Regions from separate parts of the Homo sapiens genome. Here region 2 is linked to region 1. A link is a contact called in ENCODE Hi-C or POLR2A ChIA-PET data. All regions are on one chromosome and are shown on one strand. Each heading gives the region's core, a stretch centred on a gene start or an enhancer-like site at or near the end of the contact. The rest is flanking DNA. Distances are from core to core; before and after follow the strand shown.

What was found. Hi-C counts contacts between places; a loop is a spot of excess contacts on that map. ChIA-PET counts read pairs that join two places held with the same protein, here RNA polymerase II (POLR2A). Pooled maps may share reads with other maps.
Region 2: a map of mucosa of descending colon shows a loop between it and region 1 (4-fold over the local background). The contact joins two enhancer-like sites. A Hi-C loop is called at or near these places in 2 of 168 maps with a recorded cell type or tissue (mucosa of descending colon and psoas muscle), 7 of 37 single-sample maps with no recorded cell type and 13 of 50 pooled maps. POLR2A ChIA-PET finds 5 or more read pairs at or near these places in 5 of 52 experiments (OCI-LY7, Panc1, WTC11 and 2 more).

Annotation. Positions count from the first base shown.
Region 1 is chrX:123,834,130-123,838,078 of GRCh38, reverse strand. No RefSeq gene overlaps it. Among named protein-coding and RNA genes, the nearest start is that of XIAP, 24 kb to the left of the region's middle. Within about 2 kb of position 1,903, at least 3 of the 41 ENCODE cell types and tissues checked have a DNase peak (open chromatin) inside an H3K27ac peak, as active enhancers do.
Region 2 is chrX:124,062,926-124,066,540 of GRCh38, reverse strand. STAG2 (STAG2 cohesin complex component) reads right to left here. Exons shown (of 35, transcript NM_001042750.2): 18 at 3,547-3,615; 19 at 3,336-3,425; 20 at 2,490-2,693; 21 at 595-665; 22 at 279-366; 23 at 105-185. Among named protein-coding and RNA genes, the nearest start is that of STAG2, 100 kb to the right of the region's middle. Within about 2 kb of position 2,365, at least 2 of the 41 ENCODE cell types and tissues checked have a DNase peak (open chromatin) inside an H3K27ac peak, as active enhancers do.

The DNA.
Region 1 (3,949 bases), core at 654-3,153:
ATCTCAAAAAAAAAAAAAAAAAAAAGCAAGAAAGAAAAAAAAGAAATGAGTTATGAAACCATGAAAAGACATATAGGAACTTTTTTTTTTTTTTGAGTCGGAGTTTCACTCTTGTTGCCCAGGCTGGAGTGCAATGGCGCGATCTCGGCTCACTGCAACTTCCGCCTCTCGGATTCAAGTGATTCTCCTGCCTCAGCCTCCCAAGTACCAGGGATGACAGGCATGCGCCATCATGCCCAGCTAATTTTGTACTTTTAGTGGAGACAGGGTATCTCCATGTTGGTCAGGCTGGTCTCAAACTCCTAGCTTCAGGTGATCTGCCCGCCTTGGCCTCCCAAAGTACTGGGATTACCGGCATGAGCCACCAAGCCCGGGCTAGATATGTAGGAACTTTAAATGCGTATTACTCACTGAAAAAAGCCAATCTGAAAAGTCTACATAAGGTATGTTTCCAACTATGTGACATTCTGGAAGAGGCAAAACTATGGAGATAGTGAAAAGTTCAGTGGTGATCAATGGTTAGGAAGGAGAGAGACAGGGATGAATAAGCAGAGCACAGAGGATTTTTAGAGCAGTGAGACTATTTTGTATGATACTGTAATGGTGGATACATGCCATTATTCATTTGTCCAAACTCATAGAATATACAACACAAGGCCGGGCGAGGTGGCTCATGCCTGTAATCCCAGCACTTTGGGAGGCCGAGGCGGGCAAATTGCTTGAGGCTAGGAGTTCGAGACCAACCTGGCAAACATGGCAAAACCTCGCCTCTACTAAAAATACAAAAATTAGCCAGGCGTTGTGGCGGGCGCCTGTAATCCCAGCTACTTGGGAGGCTGAGTCAGGAGACAGGAGAATCGCTTGAACCTGGGAGGCGTGGATTTCAGTGAGTCGGGATCGTGCCATTGCACTCCAGCCTGGGCAACAGAGAAACTCCATCTCAAAAAAAAAAAAAAAAAAAAAAAGAATATACAACACAAACGTGAACCCTCATTTAGTGTCAGAAACAGCAACAGCCTCCTGTAGGAAGGAGTAATCAGACGTTGTCAATGGAACCAACTGTATTGTCTTTTTGTTTTGTTTTGGGCTTGGTTTTTTGTTTTTTTGTAGAAATGGGGTCTCACTATGTTACCCATGCTGGTCTTGGAGGCCTAGGCTCAAGTGACCCTCCTGCCTTGCCCTCCCAAAGTGCTGGGATTATAGGTATGAGCCTCTGTGCCTGGCCCCAGCTATCTTCTTCACCTGTCATGCTTTGGACTCAATCACATTTTGGTTGTGTGGACTGGTTTAAGGGTTGTCAAGCTCACACATAAGACAAGGCAAGGGCCGGCCGGGCGTGGTGGCTCACGCCTGTAATCCCAGCACTTTGGGAGGCCAAGGCGGGTGGATCACAAGGTCAAAAGACCATCCTGGCCAACATGGAGAAACCTTGTCTCTACTAAAAAAAATTAGCCGGGTGTGATTGCACGTGCCTGTATAGTCCCAGCTACAGGAGTTCGAGACCAGCTTGGCCAACATGGAGAAACCTCGTCTCTACCAAAAAAAAAATTAGCCGGGTGTGGTTGCACGCACCTGTATAGTCCCAGCGACAGGAGTTCGAGACCAGCCTGGCCAACATGGTGAAACCTCGTCTCTACTAAAAAAATATGAAAATTAGCTGGGTGTGGTGGCGTACTATGCCTGCAATCCCAGCTACTCAGGAGGCTGAGGCAGGAGAATCGCTTGAACCCGGGAGGCGGAGATTGCAGTGAGCCAAGATCACCCCACTGTACTCCAGCCTGGCAACAGAGGGAGACTCTGTCTCAAAGAAAAAAAAGGCAAGGCAAGGGCCAAGAGCTGACTAATTTGGTTGGTAAAGAAACAATGAGTCATTCTAGATTTAGACATTTTATTACTTAGACAGCAAAAAGAAGACTAAACCTAGGTGAGAGCTCCCTGTGAATCATTGTCCCCAACACTAAAAATACAACACTGGCTGGGCACGGTGGCTCATGCCTATAATCCCAGTGCTTTGGGAGGCTAAGGCTGCAAGATCACTTGAGCCCAGGAGTTCAAGAACAACCTGTGCAACATAGTGAGACACCGTCACTACAAAAAATAAAATAAAAATTAGCTAGGCATGGTGGCAGGCACCTGTGGTTCCAACTGCTCAGGAGGCTAAGGCAGAAGGACTGCTTGAGCCCAGGATTTCAAGGCTTCAGTAAGCTGTGATTGCGCCATTGCATTTCCAATCTGGGCAACAGAGTGAGAATCTGTCTCAAAAACAAACAAAAAAACATGACAATGAAGCAAAAAGGGGCCAGATGACTGCAATGTGTGTTGTGGGACATTGTATTTGGGAGGAGTCCCTTCACAGCTACCACTTGGAGGTTTTATGTTCTGCAGCTTTATAGTATGCAGGATATATATTTATATAAATTTATATTTAATATTTATACAATGTGCATTTTATAAATTTTTATTTATGTATTATATTTAAAAGCAGTTTTATATTATGTGGGAGTGAGGCAGAAAGCTCCATTCCTCATCAGAGCCTGAGAGCCGATGGGAAATTGTCTCATGACAGCCTCCCATGGGAGAGTTGAGAGGTGGGACATGGCCTTGTAGGCTCAGGCCTCTTGTGATTGATCAGGCAATGACCTGGATTGGTCATTATTTGGAAGAAATCCAAGTTCAGACTTTTCAGGTAACTGGCTGTAAATTCCTAGAATCCTTATGTTGTCCTAGAAATTGCTTCACTTCCCTTAACCATTTCTTGCTAAGAGTGAGGAGGAATTAGCGGTAGTTCATTAGTTCATAAATTTAGCCTTTACGTGAATTGCAATATGCTTTAATTTTTTTTTTTTTGAGACAAAGTCTCACTCTGTCACCGAGGCTGGAGTGCAGTGGCGTGACCTTGGCTCACCACAACCTCCGCCTCCCGGGTTCAAGCGATTCTCCTGCCTCAGTCTCCTGAGTAGCTGGGATTGCAGGCATAGCACACCACCACACCCAGCTAATTTTCGTATTTTTTTAGTAGAGAAGGGGTTTCACCATGTTGGCCAGGCTGGTCTCAAACTCCTGACCTCAAGTGATCCACCCTCCTTGGCCTCCCAAATTGCTGGGATTACAGGCGTGAGCCATGGCGCCTGGCCTCCTTCTGGTTTTCTTTAGAAATTCCTGAGCAAAGATCTGTTCTGTGTGAAGTAAAGAGCTCTTAACCGGTGGATGGGCCTAACTCAGTTACAGCCAGGTTTCTGCCCAAAGAGAGCAGACTGAGTCAACAATCCTGCTTCAGGATGGTGTCCGAACAAGGCTTACTCCTGTTTGGGTATGCCACATGTTACTAGACATTAGGACAAATTAAGACTAACATTCAAAAAGTCAATAACCCACAGGAAGCCTGTGGACTACTTTAAAAATACTTTTTGGAAGCCTGAAAAAAATGTATGCCAATGATAAAAAATACTATGCACTTGGGAAATAAAACCTGCAGCTTGGTGAACTAGCAAAGTGAAAGAGGCTATTGTAAGTGGGGGAAAAGTGTCTCTCAAAAAATGGAAATATAGTTTCTAATGGGGAGAACAGGGAAGTCTGGAAAAGATGGAAGCTCATATATAAAGTAGAAATTACATGGGCCAAAAATGAATGATGAGTTCTTTGCCAGGGACTCTAAAGCTCCTCTCTGAAATATATCCAAGAGAAAGCCAGCTAGAGAATCAGTGGGATTACAAGGATTAAAAAGGGATTTGACCTGTGGCAGGAGCCTGGGAGGTGGGGGTTTCAGGTTGCTGGTGGCTTAAATGAAAGGGCTTTGGCACAGCTTTTGGTGAGGCCCTGGAGAGGTGACTGAGTAAGAAAAGTTTTATCTTTTCCTCTCTCTAAATCTCTTCTTTCCTCCTCCTATTTCATTCTCTCCCTGGCTTTTTCCTGATTCCACTTTTTTGCTCTTCTTTGCCTTGAACGTTCT
Region 2 (3,615 bases), core at 1,116-3,615, 230 kb before region 1:
AAGCAACATTTCACTGAAATAACTGATCTCATTAAATGTGTGAGTTTGCTGAAAACAGTTAATGATATTTAGTCTAATAAAAACACTACTGAACCACCACAAACCTTTGTAGAGCTGCTTTCAGTTATCTTAGCAAGTTGCCAAAGGATTACATAGTGAGTACACTGCAGTGCGTGAATAACAATCTGTAAAAAGAATCAAAGGATACAGTTAAAATTTAAAAGTCACAAGACTTCACTTTTCAAAGATAAATGTGTAACTAGCAAATAAATAAAAACCTGCTCAGGCATGTCTCCATTTTCGATTCCAGTTTTCAAGAGTTTGTAATTACAAGCAAATAAATCCCACTTTGAAAGGTCATGGGCACTGTAAAAAAAAAAAAAAAAAAAAAAAAAAATTAAGTTTTATTAAAAAGCTAAGCCTAATGACAATTGTTTTGGACTTGACTGTTAACAGAATGCAGTAAATGCAGTAAACTTTAAAATGCCCCCACAACGACAACAACAAATTAGCTTAGAAATTAACATAACCCACAAAACATGCAAGTTTATTTCTACAGATTTAAGAAAACAGGAACTTCAAAATTCAACTTACTTATGAAAAGCAGTGATCCTCTTCAATGTTGACAATACCTGATATGCATCATCTTCATCAGGTTCTTCACCCTATAAATATTAATTATACATTAAGAACCATCAAAGTGAAAACTCCTAGGCTATCAAAATGTCACTATTACCTTGAAAAATGAAAAATAACATAACAAAACCCACAAATGAACTTTGTCATTCAATACCTAGATCTGGCCAAATTTAAGGCAATATGGCTGGGGAAGTAAGTCAACACAAGTTTATCATAGAAACATCACAACTGAGAGAAAAAACGAAAATGACATTCTTCTTTTTCTTCTAAGTAAACTTGACACAAAATTATAAAGGCATCTATTTTTTCACAGTAATAAATGCACTAGGACAATAAAATACTTAAATGACAAGAAGATCAGAAGGACAATACCTAAAGGACAAAATCTAAGTACCTTAAACATATATCATCATGAAGACATATGACACTAATCACAGATAAACAGGGAAAAACCCTCTGAAAAATGACTAGATATGCTGGTCCCATTTGGATATCAACATCTATTAATATACTTTTCAACTTAGGGTAACTTAACTTTCGAAAAATTTTACCAGTCTTACTACAGGAAACATAAAATTGCTTACACATTACTCAATCTACTGTGTTGAACTCTAGTTCTCTCAAAAAAGCACTTGTTTTTAAACTATAACTCTTCTACAAAGTAATTAAATTTAATTAAACCATTGCTTGATTTTAATTTGTCCTAATCAAAATTATATTCAGCCAAGAGTAGAGCTATTAAAATTTTTAACTAAGAATGTAATCATCGTACATCAACATATTTGCACAAACCTCCAATTAGTAAAACTTAATAAGCCCGGAATAACAATATACACCAAATAAAAGTTAAATGAGTAATTAATAAAACAAGAAAACTAGAAATCACAAAGTCCATATGATCTTACAGCATTAATGATAAAAGTGATGTGGAAAAGGCTAATGGCATTAATTTGACAATTATGAATTTTTATTTTAATCAAAAAAACTGAATGTAAATATATATTTCTGGAAAAAATAACAATCACAACAAAAATACAAGTGTATTTAAGTACTATGCACTAAGCCTCTTTGGAAATACAAGAGAAAACACAGGAAACTCCAACAGTAGCAGCGGCTATAATAATAATAACTTATTAAAGTTTTATAATATCAAAACCCAGACTGGATGTGTGGCTCACGCCTGTAATCCCAGCACTTTGCAAGGCCGAGGTGAGTGGATCACCTGAGGTCAGGAATTCGAGACCAGCCTGGCCAATGTGGTGAAACCCCATCTCTACTAAAAATACAAAAATTAGCCTGGTACAGTGGCACACGCCTATAGTCCCAGCTACTCAGAAGACTGAGGCCGGAGAATCGCTTGAACCTGGGAGGCAGAAGCTGCAGTGAGCCGAGATCGTACCACTGCGCTCCAGCCTGGGCAACAGAGAAAGACTCCGTCTCCAAAAAAAAAAAAAAAACATAATGTCCTTCCCTAACCTACACTGCCAAAACACTTAGAAATACTCTACTTTTTTTAGGCTACCTAGTCTAAATCTAGCTCTCCTTTTCTGTTCCATTAACACCCTATTCCTTAACAGCCCTGGTTCAATAAAAACCAGGTAACTGTTCAGATCATTTCTCAAAACAAAAAAGATGTTAGTTTTGCTTTCACCTTCTCTGAGTCACAGATTCTTACCACTTTCCTATTTTGGTGGAGGAGTAGCCTGATGAGTCATAGAATGAAAAGCCTGAACATCTTTTCAAAATACTGCTAGGGACTATCACCAAGACTTAACACTTGGGTGACTAATTAGCTTACTGCAGTAGAGGGGCTCAACTGACAAAATACTTGTAATAGTTATAATATATACCTCTTGCAGAAAATCTTCAAGAAGCCGGTTAAATTTATCTGCCAATTCATCTATCAGTTGACTTCTTGAAATATCTACTCTGTTGAAGATTGTGAACTCTTCATTACAGAGTGCATGGTAAGTTTTAGAACATGCTTCCAAAACATCTGTATCTGTGTGCTTCTCTACAATATTCCGGATCTGTCGCAATAAGGCATCCAAATGCTGCAAAATAATAATATTTTTCATCAAAACTAAGGCATATATGATAGGTATAAAGTGACTACATGACCATACCACCATGGAAAAAATTTTCAAATACAGTAAGTCTACAACACAGAGCGTACATTTTAAGGTGCTTTTCTAATCATGATAAATAAATACACTGATCCATCCATACTTTTTCCTCAACTTTAAGGGAGATATTACCTACCTCATAGGGCTATGGTGAGAATGCTAACATATACTAAGAGCTTACATTAATCCACAGAACATAGCAAAAGTGTTCAATAAATATTAGTTGATTTTGTCTTATAATTGTTATTATCGTCTATGGCCATACCACCCTGAATGAGCCCAATCTCATCTAATTGTTATTATCTAGTTATCCACCCCCAGTCTCTATAAATGATCAGTGACATAGTCATATAATAGCTAAGAATGAAGGTACAGTTGTGGGCATGAAGCAAAGGGAAGCATCATTACCGCCATTCTGTAAGTCAAACTAAAGTACAGAAGACCTAAGCTATAGGTTTCCTTTCTTAAAATACGTTCCAAAAAAACATTTTAAGAAATATAAACAAACGCTATGATATAATGAACTGAATAATTTTTCTTAAAGGTTTTTTTTACACAAAATAATCTTACCTTTTCTAATCGTCCAGTGGTATATATTTCCAAATCAAAGTACTGAGGCAACTGCAACAAGTTAGTCACCTTTTCTGCATCTACAGAGTACTGTGAAATATAAAGATCACGTTAAAAATATCACAATAAGAAAGCATTATAATATTCTGTGAGGCATTTAGGGAAAAAAAACTCATTTCTTAGTAACACTATGATATTGACACAAACTTACTTTTGCTAATAACTGAGGAAGGGCCACGGCAAAAAGCTCAGTGATTTTTGTCCTATCATCCAACTGTGT